2 separate regions of the Homo sapiens genome follow, and region 1 is linked to region 2. The links are chromatin loops, found by intact Hi-C in ENCODE. Cell type or tissue: PC-9. All regions are shown on one strand.

Region 1 (8,000 bases), 670 kb before region 2:
TTGGAAGGCCGAGGCAGGCGGATCACCTGAGGTCAGGAGTTTGAGACCAGCCTGGCCAACATGGTGAAACCCCATTTCTACTAAAAATACAAAAATTAGCCGGGCATGGTGGCACATGCCTGTAATCCCAGCTACTCAGGAGGCTGAGGCAGGAGAATCGCTTGAACCTGGCAGGTGGAGGCTGCAGTGAGCCGAGATCGCACCATTGCACTCCAGCCTAGGTGACAGAGCAAAACTCTGTCTCAAAAAAAACAAACAGAAATCAAGAGACATTCTGGACAGCAGTCAGGCTACATTTGCATATAGTTGGTTGCCACATCAATGGCCAAGGTAAAAAGGTGAGTTGAGAATATACGAACTGGGTCATAAATGATGTGAACACAGCTAAGGACTTTCCCAGGACACCTGGACAGCAGGCCTCTGCCGACTCACCCTCTTTTTGTGCCCACTGAGTTGTGCTGCCTGGCACCTGAAAGGGCACATCAATGTTCTGGAGAAGGAAAAGGATGGCAGGAGAGTAACTGGTCTCTGCTCCCTCTTTGGGGCACACAGGGCTTCCAGAAATTCTTGCAAATGTGCCTGAGCCCACATAGGTGCTCTGAAGTAAAAACCACAGAGCTCACTCACACCCCAGAAGTGTTCCCAAATACATTCCCCCATGAAAATTTTCTCTAATATATTTAACTCTACCCACCCCCCAAACTGCTGATGGCAATTTAAAATATTATTTTCCATTCTGCCTCTGTTCTCATTTGTAGAACAGGGGAAGTCAGAGAAACATGGGCTGAGGGAAAATTCATGAGGACTTAGCCACCTGGGAGGTGTTTCTCAAGAGCTGCCAGTGTCGTTGGCTCAGCCAGGGCTCTTGGCGACATGGAGACAGAGCCAGGAGGGCAGGGCTCATGTCTGCTGTGTCTTGCTTCATTCTTAGGTTCTGTGTAAGAGTCCATTTGGAAACAGCTTCTGTGCTAAAAACAGAATTTGAGGGCTGTTGGGCTAGATAATTCCTAGATTCCATCTTGACTGCTACCTCCTAGGGCTCATTCATTCATTCCTCAAATATCACGCAAATACCAGGAGCTCTGCAGGCACTGAGGATCCAGCAGTGAATAAGAGTTATGGTCTCTGCCCTCATGGACCTCAAATACAATGTGAAAAAAGATGAAAAGTAAGAAAATAATGAATAAATGGAAAAATGACACATTATCATAGCTGCCATGAGGGAAATCAATAGGACAAGGTGATGGAGAGTCACTTGGGGGCTCCTTTGGATGGAGTGGTCAAGGAAGGATTCCCTGAGAAGTTTAAGCTGAGCCCAGGAGGATGAAAAGGAACCAGATTTGTCAAAAACCAAGGAAAAAATGTTCCTGGTGTAGGGAACTGCGAGTGCAAGTGTCCTGAAGCAGGAAAGAGATTAGAGTTTACTGTGGCTGGAGCAGAGGCAGGGATAAGTCAGACCTAAGGGGAGGTTTATTCTAAGTGCAAAGCCATTGGAGAGTTCTAAGCAAGGAAGAGGCACCATCTGATTTTCTCATTTACATTAAGCAGATCACTTTTCTGTGGAGAGGAGAATGCCTTGCAAGGGGCAAGGAGATCCACTAGGAAGCTATTGCAGAAGAGGGTGATAACTAGGGCTGGGGATGGCCATAGGGATGAGGAAAGTGGATGGTTTGAGGCAGAGCCAACTGGATTTGCTGAAGAACTGGCTGTGGGAGGTGGGTGCAGGGGTGAGAATTAAGTCTCCTGAAAGTGTGAAACAGACCCCGTTTTCCTACTTGGATGATATGCGTGCTCCCAGAGGTGCCTCACCCTCCATCCTCACTCACTGGAATACTTCTGTTTGCTTTTGCCACTTGTCACACTGGCTTCTCTGTGCTTGACACCCCAAACTCATTCCTACCTCAAGGCGTTGGCACTGCCTGGGCTGGTTGCCCTGAACTTCCCGTGGTTGGTAACTTCTTGACACTTGGGGCTCAGCTCAGCCATCTCCTCTCCCCTGCCCCAGCTGGCCTTTCTTGAACACACAACTTGTAGCCTGACCCACACCCTCCTCTACTCACTCTATTACATTACCCTGTTTTATGCTCTTTACTTTCATGATCTGGAAAGATCTTGTTCATTTATCTGCTTGGGATTTTCCCCATCTGCTTCCACTAGAATGTAAATTCCATGGGCAGGCAGCCCCTTGTCTGTCTCATTCAGCAGCTCTAAAGGGCAAGGCTGGCTGGGGGTGGCCCTGCAGTGCTAGGCCTCCTCCACAAGAGGGCGCACACAAAGTTTCTTTTCTGCTTTTGTCTAGACAATCTCTCCCGGAGTAAAATGAACAGAAAACAGACTCAAATTGCACACTTTACCTAGCTGGGTACACATGCTCTCATTTTTTTTTATATAGGTTTTTAATGTTTTGTTTGATAGTTTAAAACATGTTTTTCTGTGGAACTTCAGATGTTACCCTGAGACAGGGGAAGGGGGGAATCATAGGGACTCCGTTCCCGTCGGGTACCTCTCCATCGTGTGCTATGCTTAGGCTGGCTTTTGCCCGAAAGAACCTGTACTTATGTCTCCACTAACTGTAGCCAGTGATCTCCAAACAATTGGGACATAAATTAACATTTCCTTGATCCTAAGACCGTACTTGGCAATGACCCACAGATTTCTCAACCAACTGGGTAACTCTTGAGAAGGTTTCAGTTCAGTTTGATGAAAACAGGTGAGGGTTTAACCTATGTAATAATAAAGAACAGACAGTGCTGGTTGGTTATTCATCATTGCTCTATTATTGGAGGTAGCTTGAATTAGTGGAAAGAGCACTGGGAGATGCCAGATGTGGGTGTGAGTCTTCTTTTGAGTCTTGGCTCTGTCCATTTCTAGCTGAATGACTATAACTCTGTGAACCTGTCTCCTTCATTTGTGAGGATGACCAAGCTTTCATAGACATAAAAGGTATTTTGTAAAGAAGCATGCAGATGGTGGTGGTAGCACGTAGCGTGTTTATAATAATTGCTGCTAGCACAGTCATATTTGAGACCCCCTCACACTTGGACTGAAGGTGCCCCATGAAATGTGGAGCTGAGAGGGGAGCTGAGGAGTGTCTGAATGTGTCACCTAGATAAGGAAGAGGGCCAGAAGTTGGTGCCTGGAACTGGGAAAGGAATCCAGGGAATCCCAGAGCTAGGAAAAGCAGCACAAGAGGAATGGGTCAGGCAAAAGGATGATTCTGGAAGAATATTTATGACTGTTTCCTGCTGCTGGCACAGGATGCATTTAATAGCTGGGGGTGGACTGGACATTTTCTAAATTTTTGTCTAATAGGAAGTGTGTTGGCTTTCATAGAGGAAGCTTGAGATACTTCATCATTAGTAGGTACTTGGATTATTTTTCAAATCTGCCTGGTCATTTTTATATTCTTTTGTTCTTGACTCATTTTTTATTCTTTCTTTCTTGAATTAGTGGAAAGAGCACTGGACCATGCCAGAAGATGTGGGTGTGAGTCTTCTTTTGAGTCTTTCTTTAATATGTTTATTTAAACATATTAAACATAATTTTTCTATAGTCTATATGTATCCCAATATCTGAAGTCTTTGTGGGCCTGGTTCTATAATTTGCTGTTTCTGCTGCCACTGATTCATGGTGGTCTGTTTCCTTGCACACATCATTTTGATTGTGAGCCCCTAGTTTTTGGAATCTTATGATAATTCTATAAGGCTTGGCTTGAGGGTGCATTTCTGTAGGGAAGATTCCTGATTGCTTCTGTCAGGCGTCAGGACATACTGATAACAGAACAGAGTCCACTTTATTTTTTTCTTTTTCAAGGTCCACTTAAATTCAATTGATCATCTTGAGGGTTTTAAGACCATGTGTAAATTAGTGTCATTTCAGAATCCCTAGTTATGCAATGGTCAGCCAGTAGCACTGAAACCTCAGGGCACTATTTTCTCCCCCAACTACTGTAAATCAAGGTGGACACAGACACTTTTCCTTGCTGCTTAGTTATACTGTGCAGGTTTTATGTTTTGTTTGTTTTATTTTTCATCAATCATCCTTTTTCTCAGAGAGTATAGCTGTTTCTGAGTCCTGGCTTTATTCAGAGGGCTCTCTAATTTGACTCCCTGCACTGCATGGATATAAGGATTAGTGCAGAATCACCCCTTCATTCCTAGTAAAGTCCTGTGTGTAACAGGTCTAGGCCACCAGACGGTACAGAATTCCCCGGAGTGTGTGATAGTTTCTTCCCATGTATTCACTTGGGTCTGACTTTACTTCTGGCCTTAGGTTCCTCTTCCTTTATATGTTAGATCCTCACAGCAATCCCCAAAGGTATTTGTTTTAAAGATAAGTACACTAAGGATCAGAGATGTTAAGCAAATTTCCCAAAGTCACAAAGCTAATGAGTTGTTAAGCTGAGATTTGAATTCAAGCCTTCTGATGCCTCAAGATATATATTTTCAGCTACATCCATCTCTTTAACTTGTAGGACTTAGTCTTGGGAAGGGTTGTCTCAGGGTTGACGCAGGTGGTGGAGAGGGCTATACATGGCCCTGTGGCTCCAGAGGATGGACCCTTGAGCAGTGGGTGAGAATTACACAGAGATAAATGGAGGCTGGAGATCTGGAGCAGCTTCCAGCAAGTGTCTGACAATGAGAGGGAGTGAGTTCCCCATCGCTAGGGGTGTGAGATGACCATCTCTTCAAAAAACCCCTGCCTGGGGTGGCTGCAGAGAGCAACCTCTGAGTGTCCTTTGGCTCTGATAGCCTTAGCCACTGTCATTCTCTTGGTCAGCCCTGGACATCCCTGGAAAGGATGACTCAGCTGTCCGTTTTAAACAGGGTAGTTCAGAAGAATACATTCCTGGTTATTCAAGTTTCTAGGGAGTCCTTGGGAAAGGCTCGGTTGATGAGGAAATCGTTGGGGGGTGATTAACAACTCTTGGATCAGCTCCTTCCTCCTTTGCCAGCCTCACCCAGCAGCCTTTCACAGGGGCCTGTTTTCTTCTAAACACACAGAATGAAAGAATGTGACACATCAGGTTTTAATCTTGGGTCTCAGCCCAGAAAAAAATTTGAAACCTGAAACAAGTGAAACCCATTAATTTACAATTAAATTTCAAAGGGTTGTTCCCCCAAAGTGCCTACTTCCAACCAAATAATTTGAGCTCAGAGCCATAAATTATGTGATGTGTTTTGTCCCCAGCCTGCGAAGTGTGCTGGATTAGTAGCCCAGCCTGGGGCTTCCAGCTATCTCCTCCTTCAGACTGAAAGTCTTCTAAACTATGAATGGTACAAGTAATGATTCTCATTTGTACAGAAGTTGCAATTGACAGAGCACTTCCATGTTACTCACATTTGAGCCTCCAAAGACTCCATGTGGGATAAGGCATTACATAGATGAGGAACACAAGTCTTGGGGAGATGGAAACGTTGAGGGACTTGAGCAAGACACACGGTTTCTAAGGAGCAGATCCAGGACCTGAATCCAGATTTCTTGATTATCTTTTCAGAGAAGATAATTTAACTACTTTCATCAGTGCAGCCTCCTCAGAATAATTAAATCTTATGCAGGAGAAGAATTTAATTTTTATAACTGGAAACAAAAATGCTTCAATAGATCCTCTTAGGCTACAACCATTCCCAATCTCCCTCCATTACTCCTCCCCTGTATCCCAGCAGAAAACCCTTTTAGGGCTCCACTGTGGTTATAACAATGTGCATTCCTCTTCTCACAAGTGACGACAGTGTCACGTGGTGGCTGAGCGCACAGGGCCAAGTCCTGCCTCCTCTTCAGCTGTGGCCTTGGACAAGTTAGCTAACCAACCTGAAGCTCAACTTCATACTGCTGACCTTGAGGGGATGTGGTGATGACTAAATGACATAAAGTACTGGAGAGCTTAGCACAGTCTGCAGCATGTAAGTGCCCCATAAATGCAGATTGAACATAGCTGTACAAAACAAGGACTGTAGGTCAAACCCCAGGACTGCAAAGACTCCATTCATTCCAGCAGCTTTGACTGAACACGTGCTTTGTGCCAGACGCTTCCGTGTCATTACTCATTGACTCCTCACAACAATCCTATGAGGCAGGTGTTATTATTCCCATTATACACATGGGGAAATTGAGGCTTACTTGCCAGCTACTTTGCTTTCATCTGTGTCAGAGCTGGGATTTGAATTCAACTCTGTGTGACTTTTGTTCCAGTACTCTACTGTGCAGTATGCAGAGATTTGGAGAGAGTACATTATAGATTAGGAGTGGTGACAGGAACCCCTAAATTGGGGTGTCTAGGGACTGGACCTGAGCTGTGGCTCTCCCACACTTGCTCTGCAGCTTTAAGCCAGACACATCAGTTTTCTGGGTCTTGGTGGCTTCATCTGTAATCCAAAGAGTTTGGAAAGATCATCTCAAAGATCCTTTCCAGCTCTGGCCTGCTAAGAAGCTCCTCAGATTTCAGAAAAGACTCACGGATATGATGCTGGAACAGAGGAAGCATACCAGTGGCCCCTGAAATTTCAAATCAGTTTTGCCTTTTGAACTCTGAGTTTCTGCATGAATTCAGAATCTGCCAGAGGAAAACTCTCTAATTATCCTACAGGGATTAGCCCAGCTAGTAATTACCCATATTATTTTTAATTGCATTTTATAAGGTACCTTTCATCCAAGATCTCAAAGGGCTTCTCAAATATTCATTAGCTGAACCCCACCTCCTCCCTGTGTGGATATGAAAGACAGAGACTGATTTTAATGTCAGAAAGAAGATGTGGCAGGGAGAGAAAAAGGGACTGAGATCCTGGGAGTAATATTACCTCTGAGTTTAAAGGAGAGAAGAGCAGAAATATGCCAGAGAAATGCTCACCTTTGGAAGGAGTTCATGGGATATTTGGTCAAGAGCAGATGGGTCAGGAAATGTTCCTCCTTTTTAAAAAATCAACTTCTGCCAGGGATGGTGGCTCACACCTGTAATCTCAGCACTTTGGGAGGCTGAGGCAGGAGGAATACTTGAGCCCAAGAGTTCATGCAATCAACTTGAACTCCTGTTTTGTTTTGTTTTGTAGAGATGGGGTCTCACTATGTCCTAGGCAACATAGTGAGACCCCATCTCTACAAAACAAAACAAAAACAAAAACAAAAACAAGAAATTAGCCAGATGTGGTGGCATGTGCCTATAGTCCCAGTTATTTGAGAGGCTGAGGTGGAAGGATCACTTGAGTCCAGGAGTTGGAGGCTGCTGTGAGCCGTGATGGTGCCACTGCACTCCAGCCTGGGCAACAGAGTAAGACCCTGACAAAAACAAAACAAAACAAAAAACCAAAAAGAAACAAACAAAAAAAACCTTCTGTCTGTAAGTGCTTAAGAGAGGGTCATTCGGTTTATTGCAGTTCAATTCCATTGAATCATTGGCTTTATTTCACTTTAGACTTATTCATCATCAGCTGTCCTTTGAGGAGTCAGCAGCATTCAGACATGTGCTACATAATGTGAAGGATGTAAGTGAAGCAAGATTGCAGATTTGGGCACGTTGGTTTAAGCAGCAAAGGCCACAGGAACCTCCCAGAAGAGCCCTAATAGGCTTCCTTAAATGAATGGCTGAAGCCAAGGCCAAGATGTTCAGCATGTGGCCAATGGTTGCCACAATACTTCCCTGGCAGTAGGTAGAGAAAAAGTAAATCTGGGCACATATGCTAAGTCCAGGAACCCGACTGACAAATGACATCAAAAGATCATTTTGAGTAGCTCATTATGGGGCCACTCCTCTCCTTCACTCCCAACTCCCCTCCACCAAGGAGCTAGGGTACTCTTACTAAGTTCCCATCATTCTTGTTCCAATGAGTGGATAGAGGATGTCACTGTGGAGTCTGAGAAGCTTCACTCGGGTTGGATGAGGAGCCAGCAGTCTTCTCAGCTGGTCTGTGAGTTCCTGAAAGACAGGACTCTGCCTACCTACTCACCATTCTTTCCCCAGCACACTAGCTGGGTGCAGAAGGGTGGATGTTCAGAACATATTTGCT
Region 2 (8,000 bases):
TCTGCGGAGAGGCCTGCCTCACGTCTATGGCTTTGAGGGAGCAGAGCATTCAGATACTTTGTTTCTGCTGGTGGGCCATTTGAGCCAATGGCTAGATGAAGCTTTGTTCTTGACTCTTGAAAATTATACTCTGATGTACTTCAAAGGGATTCTAATGAGGACATTGGAAGCACAAAGAATTCAGCTTTGCAAAGTCAGTTCTCAATTCCATAAAGTTCGGCATTACTTGATTTCTCTAACGAACCTCTTCGCTCTCCCTTGCCTGTGTCTGGGTGAGGATTGTCTTAGAGGACATTGATCATTTTCACCTTCATTTTCCATTTTTGCTTCTGGTATGCTCATCTCACCCCCAGTTTTATCAACAGCTCCTCTGCATTCTTTTCTCTCTTCACATGCAAGGTTTGGCAGAAATGGCCTTCGTTTCTAAAATGTTGATTAAAGACATTTTCTGAAAATCTATCAGTCCCAAACCTTCTCACTTATACACATCTTTTTCTCTCACAACTGCCATGTGTCTCATTTTCTCCCCAGGTATTTTTCTGTCGTTCCCTTGACCTTTCAAACAATGCTTTGGCCGTTGCCAGTAAAGAACTCACTCAGGCTTGCTGTCCTAGACTCTGAACACATCTGCCACCTCTGTCCAGGTAGTTTTAATATTAGTGAGATATGGCTAACTCTATCCCACCTTCCTGCTGCCTTGGGAGCCCTCACCCACTCTGTTAATGCTGCTTCCAGAGCATTCCCCAAAGTAGGAAGTTATAGAATGTCCCGTGTGGAAGGGGCTTTATACTGAGTTCTATCTCTCACTTCAGATAGAGTAACTGAAGACCAGAGAGGGAAAACAACTTGCACAGTCACAAAAGGAGGCAGAGACAGAGTCAGAATAGGGTCCCAGGCTCCTCTTGGCCCTTTCCCTTTGAGAATTCATTTCTATACACAAATGCCACACAGGAATTCAGGATCCTTATTGAGTCGGCATTGCTGCTCTCATTTGTGGAGCATTAGCTATATACTATACACTGTGCTAAGTGCTTTTTATGTATGCTTCATCTGATTCCCACCAGGTACTCTATAAGATGAAATCCATTTTGCAGATGAAGACACTGAGGCAATGGTATGCTGAGGCTGGCTGGTACTATCTCTTGAGAGCCAGTTGTGTGCATCTCTTCCCAATTTCACATTCAGTGACATCATGTTGCTAGCTAAAAATAGACTATAGCAAGAGTATTTACACCATGGAAATTGGCAAATGCTACAAATCAGAGCATTTCTTTATCCCCTTTCCTCCCAAAGAAGATCCAGTTTCCCAGCGCACCACTTAGCTTACATATTAGCTAAGCAGCTTACCCAAGGGCACACAGCAGGGAGGTGACAGAGCTGGGACTTTTATCCAGGGCTCTGACTTCGGAGTCTGAGCTCTTAACCAATACTCATACTGCTAGTCAACAAGGACAGGTTTTCAGTGACTCATTTACTCTTAGACTGGAGATGATGAGTAGGAGAAAGCAGCTGCCAGGGGTCTGGTACATAGGATGGTAGCAAGGTGTGGGGTACCCATATCTATAGAGACCGTACCCCGCCAGCTAGAGAAGGATGCCCCCAGAAGTTTTCCCAGATCTCACTCCACACCAACCACATCAGCTTCCTTACTGTTTTCCAAGTTTTTCAAGCATGCTCCCAACTCAGGGCCGTTATTGTTGTTCCTGCTGTCTTAAATGCTTTTCCACCGATAAACACGAGCTTGCTCCTTTACTTCTTTAGTATGTGTGCTCTTTCTTGACCAACCCATCTAAACTAGCACCCCAATATTCTCTACTCTCTTCCTTTATTTTCATAGCATGTATCACTACCTGTTTTCAAAGCACGTATTTGCTTTTTGTCCTTCTCTTTCAGTGGAATGCAAGCCCTGTGAAGGTTGGAGCTGTCCCTGTTCACTGTTGTAGCTTCAGAGTAGAGAGCAGAGAGGGATTAGATAGGAAAATAAGTGAATCTCAGCTGTATTCTACTCCACATGCCACCTTTCTTAGACTTGACCCAGGTGGTCAACTACTAGCTCACACATTCACCAGTAAAGGCAAAGGGCTTTCTCCTTGGTTCTGTGATCTCGTAGGATCTTCAAAGTCTAAAACCATCTTCTTTCCACCTTGGAGCCTCTTCTTTCATGTTCTCACCGTCCCTCTGAAAATAGGCCAACAGTCATATTTGTTGGTGCTGATTTGCAGACAGATAATAGATCAAACATTTTCAGAAGGAACCTTTGGCCCCAAGAACTAATTACATCCCCATCTTGGAAGGTGACTGTCCCTGTGTCATTTAAACTGTGTAAGAGAATGGTGGAGGCTGAGTGTGACCTTTGGCAAAGCCCACACGAGGGTACTCAGGGAACAGCCAGCAATGGGAGAAGCTGCAGTGAGCCCTGGCCTGGGTACCTGTGCACTTATTTTCACCTGGAGGGCCACACTGATGTTGTTTCCTGCATTTCTTGGGTCATGTCCAGCAGTAAATGCATAATCACTCTTACATACCCATGCACATATACATACACTCAACTTCCTTTCTCATTTCAAAAATCTTATAGAAAATGTCAACCATAGGGATGGGAAAAGGATGATTAATAATCACCTGCAATCCCACCCCTGAGATAAAAATTGTGAATATTTTGATCAATTTCCTTTTAGTCATTTTTTTCCTACTAATTAACATCTGTATATTTTGTGACCCATATTTTTAAAAACTTAGTACATCATGAACACCTTTTCATGTCATTAAGGATTTTTATACACAGTCACTTTTAGTAGCCAGAAAGTAGTTGTATGAAGGTACCATGATTTGTATAACTCATTCCTGACCATTGGACAGGAATGTTGTTTCCAGTTGTATATTATCACAGATAATACTATGAGGGGATTTCTCATTGGTAAGTATTAGACAAACAGTGGTTATTCTCATGGTTATTCACTTCAATCATTGTAAACTCAATGCCATGGACTGAATTGTGTTCCCCCAAATTCATATGTTGAAGCCTTAATCCCCAATCTGATGGTATTTGGAGGTGGGGCCTTTGGGAGGTAACGAGGTTGAGATGAGGTCATGAGGCTGAAGCTCCCATGATGGCATTATTGCTCTTATAAGGAGATGAAGGTATTAGACTCATTCTTTCCACCATGTGAAAATAAAGTGAGAAGACAACTGCCTGTGAATCAGGAGGAACACCGTTACCAAGAACCTAACCATGCTGGCACCAGATCTCAGACTTCCAGCCTCCAGAACTGAGAAATGAATGTTTCTTGTTTAGGCCACCCAGTCTACGGTATTCTGTTATAGCAGTCCAAGCTGAGTAAGACACTCCCCACTTCATGAGTCCTTCACTTGTACTTATTAGAATGGTACCTTCATCTTGACCATGATTTTGCCTCTAGGCCTTTGCATATTCTGTTCCCTCTGTTTGGATAGCCCTTCCCCCTCAAGCCTCTTTATCTTATTTCCACAGATTTTTTCTTACCACCCCCACCCAAGCATACATTTTTTTATATTTTGATATCTCTGAAATGGGGATGAATTGAAGGGTCATTATGCATATTTGTGGTAGTAAGTCATAGACTGGAGACATAGAATTCCTCTTCATTGTCTAAGGCTCAGCCCAGGCAGTTCCTCTTTGGGTTTAGGCTCTCTTCTCTGGGTTGCAGTAACCTCCAGGCTACTCTGTCATTGCATTAGTCAGACTATACTGTATTTGTCTGCTCATTGGTCTCCCCCTGCACGAGGACCTCCTTGAGAACAGCAAATGTGTCTTTCATTCCTTTGTCCCCTGCTCCCAGTAGCCCAGGCTCCAGGACAGTTGCTGAAGTCAGAACAGGTGGGGGTGGACCCAGCCCCTGATTATCTTCTGCCCTCTCCACTAATAGGCAAATTGAATTATTTCCTCATTCCAGGCCCATGGAGAGCTCCTTTAAGGAGCCCTTGGCGGGTGGGGCAAAGCATCTCACCTGTCCCAGCTTTGAGGTTAATGCCCATTTTAGGCCATGATTGGTGTATTTATTTGCTCAGAGGGAGGGTGGGGAGAAAGCTTGGTGGGTGGAGGTTTTGGTAATTCATGCCCGCATGACTATAAGAGAGCTTCCAGGAAACCACGTTACCAGCATAGCAATTGTTTTCACTGCATTTCAGAATGACATTCAAGAGTCAACAGAAATGCTTGAATTTCAACTTTACAAAAGGGCTTGCTAGAGATATCGCCTTTCCCCTCTGTCCCTTTTGCTTAGTCCAGGATACAATGACCATGAAAAAAGTTGGCCATTTGAGCTTTTCAATGCCCTTCCTCCCAACTTTTCCCCTTTCCCTACCTCTTTCTGGGCCTTTCTCTTTTTTCTGAGTTGATATTCCCTTATCTTCCTCTGCATGACTTTTAACTTTGCTTTTTATTAATTAACTCCAGAAGGAATAAGGTGCCTGTTACATGGGAACACACTGCACAAAGTTGGGAGAAGGGAAGATCATCCTTTCTGGCTGGGAAGGTGGGTAAAGGCTTCGTGCAGGAGGCAGCTGATTCTTGAAGGCTGGGTAGGATTCAAACAGATGAAGAAGTGGTGAAGGAAGAGGATAAGTCATTCCAAGCCTAGGCAGGAGCAAGGCATGGTCAGGAAGGTGAGGGCTGAGGCTGAAGCAAACATTTATTTATAATGTTTACAGACTACCTGCAGTAAGCTGGCAACTTTCTTAAGTGAGTAAACCAGATGTCACTCAGGTCCCTGGTTCTCCAGCTCATGTGTCTGCATGGGCTTTCTTCATTTTTACCCCATGACAACAACCCAGACTCTAAACTCAATACATTTACAAGTTTGAACCAAAGGAATCCATGATTATAAAAATATTGGTACCCAATTTAGATTTGACTGGTTATTTTGTAGAGGACATGGAGGATTGAGCTCATCTTGTATACTTCACTGCAAGCAACTGAAAATATCCATTAGAGGTTTCTGTTTTCTCAGAGAACTCCCCTTAGCCTACCGTGGTATGGAGGAGTGTTGCTGTCTCCTTCCCTCGCTTACTTCCTTGCTGGCCCTTTTCTCTCCTGGATTCTTTCCTGTGAACTCTGCATTCCTCACCCTTTGTTAGCCAACTCTTGCCACCGTCACCCACAACTTGCAAACTACAGATCCATTGTGTTAATCGACAGGATCAATGATCCAGATCATTGTGTCCAGATCATGGCCCTTGGGATCCACTCTTCTGCAAGAGGTTGATTTAGCTGTACTTTCCAAACAAATGCAATGTCTTCCCCAAGAAAATTCTGATGGCGAATGTAGTCTCCCTGTTGTTACGTGTACATTTTCACATTCAACTCACCACAACAGTCCTTCTAATATCTTCATTTTACAGAGTAGACAACTAAAAATAAGAGAATTGGCTTGCCCAATGTCACACAGCAGCCAAAATGGTGGAGGTGAAATCTGAACTCTGTCATTCTATTTTTTTAAAATGTGTAAGAGCTACATCCCATGCATGGACTGTGAGGAAGGTGACTTTGATGGAAGAAAGGCTAGACATGTAGGTTGTGACCTGTATTTGTTTCCTATGGCTACCATAAGAAAATACCATGAACTGGTGGCTTAAACCAACAGAAATTTATTATCTCACAGCTCTAGAGGCTGATGAAAGTCCAAAATCTGGTTGTTGGCAGGATTGGTTCCTTCTAGAGCCTCTGGGGAAGGACTCGCTCTATGCTTCTCTCTTAGCTTCTAAGGTCGCTGGCAATTCTTGGCATTCCTTGGTTTGTAGATGCATCACTCCAGTCTTTGGCTTCATCTTTACATGGTGTTCTTCTCTTCGTGTCTCCTGTATCTTCACATAGCCTTGTTATAAGGACACCAGTCTTTGGCTTTGCAACCCAATGTTGTGCTAAACTCCTATTATTCTCAGTAGGGAAGGCACCAGGTTCTAGAGGCCAAAGAAGAGACCCAGAGCCAGCAAATACGATATGGAGTTTTATTAGGGACTTACCTACAGGGCAGAGAATCTGGTGGCAGCAGTCTGGACAGGACAACCACCTTACATATAGAAATGGTCCAGCGGCAGCAGGCTGGACAAGATAACTGCACAGCCTAGTGGTGGCTGGCTGGGCAGGAAAATCACAACTGCTTTCAAAAAGACTGTAGTTTCTACATCACTTAACAGCCTCCCCTTAATGACCTCCACGTGGCAACTTTCATTTAACCTAGAGCTCAGAGCCTCAATCTCCTGTACAGCTCTTGTTCTATGGGACGGGATGGGGGCTCAGATGTTCCTCATGGGCAAGGAATGAATCTGTGGGTTGGTTACGTCTGGATTCCCTGGCTCAGAACGCACATTCAGGTGTTTCTGCCAGACAAGGTCATTCTAAGGGTATGCTTAAATTATTGCTATAAGGGGCACTTACCCTACACCCACCCTAATCCAGGATAAACTCATTTTAACTAATTAAATCTGTAAAGATCATAGTTTCAAATTAGGTCATATTCTGAGGTTCCAGGAGGACATGAATTTTTGGCAAGACATTATTCAGACCAGTACAGGACCAGTTCATGAAGAGTCTAGAAGGTATTACCAAGAAATTTGGACTGCGCGCAAGGGGCAGTCATGAAGGGTGACTGAGGGAAAGAATAACCAGAGTCAACCTGAAACCCCCAGGAATCTGATTGGCTCCGTGTTCTTTCTTTCTCACCCAGCTCCCTATGCCTTGTTGCTTTATTAAGGAATTAAACAGGGTGGGCGTCCATCAGCAGATGAGTGTTTTTTGAGAGTGGCAGCCTTTTCTTCTTTTTGGAAACTTTGCATTTGCCTCTGTTGTGCCTTGGACTAATCAGTATGCCGCGTGAAACTATTTAAAGCCTGATGCATTAGTCACAACAAATCTGCTCCTGCTGGGAGTTAAAAAGGCTGATCAGGGCGCCAGTTTCTTTTTGGTGAGCACAGTTTGTTTTTCCCGTTACTTCATTTGCATCCAGCCCCTTGGATTTCTCGGACTTCACGCACAGAGCCCCTTTCCTGAATTGCCCCTGGTACAGAGAGAGCTGCCAAGGCCTGGTCAGGCCACCTTTGAAAACCTTTCTGAGGACAGAGGCTGAGACAAGGCCAGGGACCAAAACAGGAGGGGCTGCTGGGCTGGACTGAGCTGGGCTGGGCTGGGCTGATCCACGGGGAAGACCCTGATGCCCAGAGAACACACTGTGCCAGCTGGAAACTGTTGATAAAGCCTGTGGTGACCACTTCAGCGCCCTGCTCTGACCTTTTCCCATCTAATGTGGGGCTATTTTAATGTTGTTTTGAAGCTGAGAGAGCACCAGAACCTTGGGCCTGCTCTCCTGGTGGAAACCACAGGCTTCATCTGCCTTTGTGGTGTTGCCAAACCCTTGACTGTCCTATAAGGGAGCGGGCTTGAGAGTAACACAGTTGGCCTCAACGCGTGTGTGGAGGCCTAGGGCTCCTGTTTATTTTTAGCAGGAGTACTCAAGCAGCATGGCAGAGTTTCTCCATACTGCCTCATAAGGTGTCCTCAGATTCTGGGGCTGCAGGTTGCACAAGAGAGCAACCCTGGGGTGGTGACAAGAAGAGAGTTTGAATTTCTGAATTAAAGGCTTTTGCTCCTCTGCCTCGGGTTAACTGTGTGACCTTAGGCAAGTTGCTTGACCTCTCTGAACACCAGTTTTATCAGCTATAAAGTAGAGTGGGTAATTCCTCTTTATCGTAAGATTCAGCAGCATGAACTAAGAGGATTTCTGGGAAAGTGCTTCATAGGCTGCATGGTGTGTGATGGGAAGGTATAAGGGACATGAATAGCCCTGTATCTGGTGCACAGTAACAGCTTACACTTATTGAGGGTATGGTATGTGCTATACATTGTTCTGGGTACTTTTCATGGATTGTCCTATTTAATCTGCACAAAAGCCCTAAGAGATACTGTTATAATCTCTATTTTACAGATGAGGAAACTGTGGCTTAGAGAATTTATTTGCTGAAGATCA

Evidence for each region. A loop is a pair of places that touch in the nucleus more often than their neighbours do. Peaks named below come from ENCODE experiments on the same cell type or tissue, not always from the same donor. Only the 100,000 strongest peaks of a DNase experiment are listed, where the experiment ranks them.
Region 1: it touches region 2 in a loop (25-fold over the local background); 19 of 110 quality-filtered maps call a loop at or near these places.

The regions. Positions count from the first base shown.
Region 1 is chr11:19,074,917-19,082,916 of GRCh38, forward strand. No RefSeq gene overlaps it. Among named protein-coding and RNA genes, the nearest start is that of MRGPRX2, 18 kb to the left of the region's middle. RefSeq lists a silencer at 3,126-3,420. In PC-9, CTCF peaks have their summits at 2,242 (motif pointing right) and 2,441; DNase peaks (open chromatin) are centred at 2,665, 4,925 and 5,785; H3K4me3 peaks cover 529 bases; H3K27ac peaks cover 5,077 bases.
Region 2 is chr11:19,749,861-19,757,860 of GRCh38, forward strand. The region is part of intron 1 of NAV2 (neuron navigator 2); the gene reads left to right. Among named protein-coding and RNA genes, the nearest start is that of MIR4694, 6.2 kb to the right of the region's middle. RefSeq lists an enhancer at 7,155-7,707. In PC-9, no CTCF peak of the experiment used is centred here; a DNase peak (open chromatin) is centred at 3,931; H3K27ac peaks cover 2,314 bases.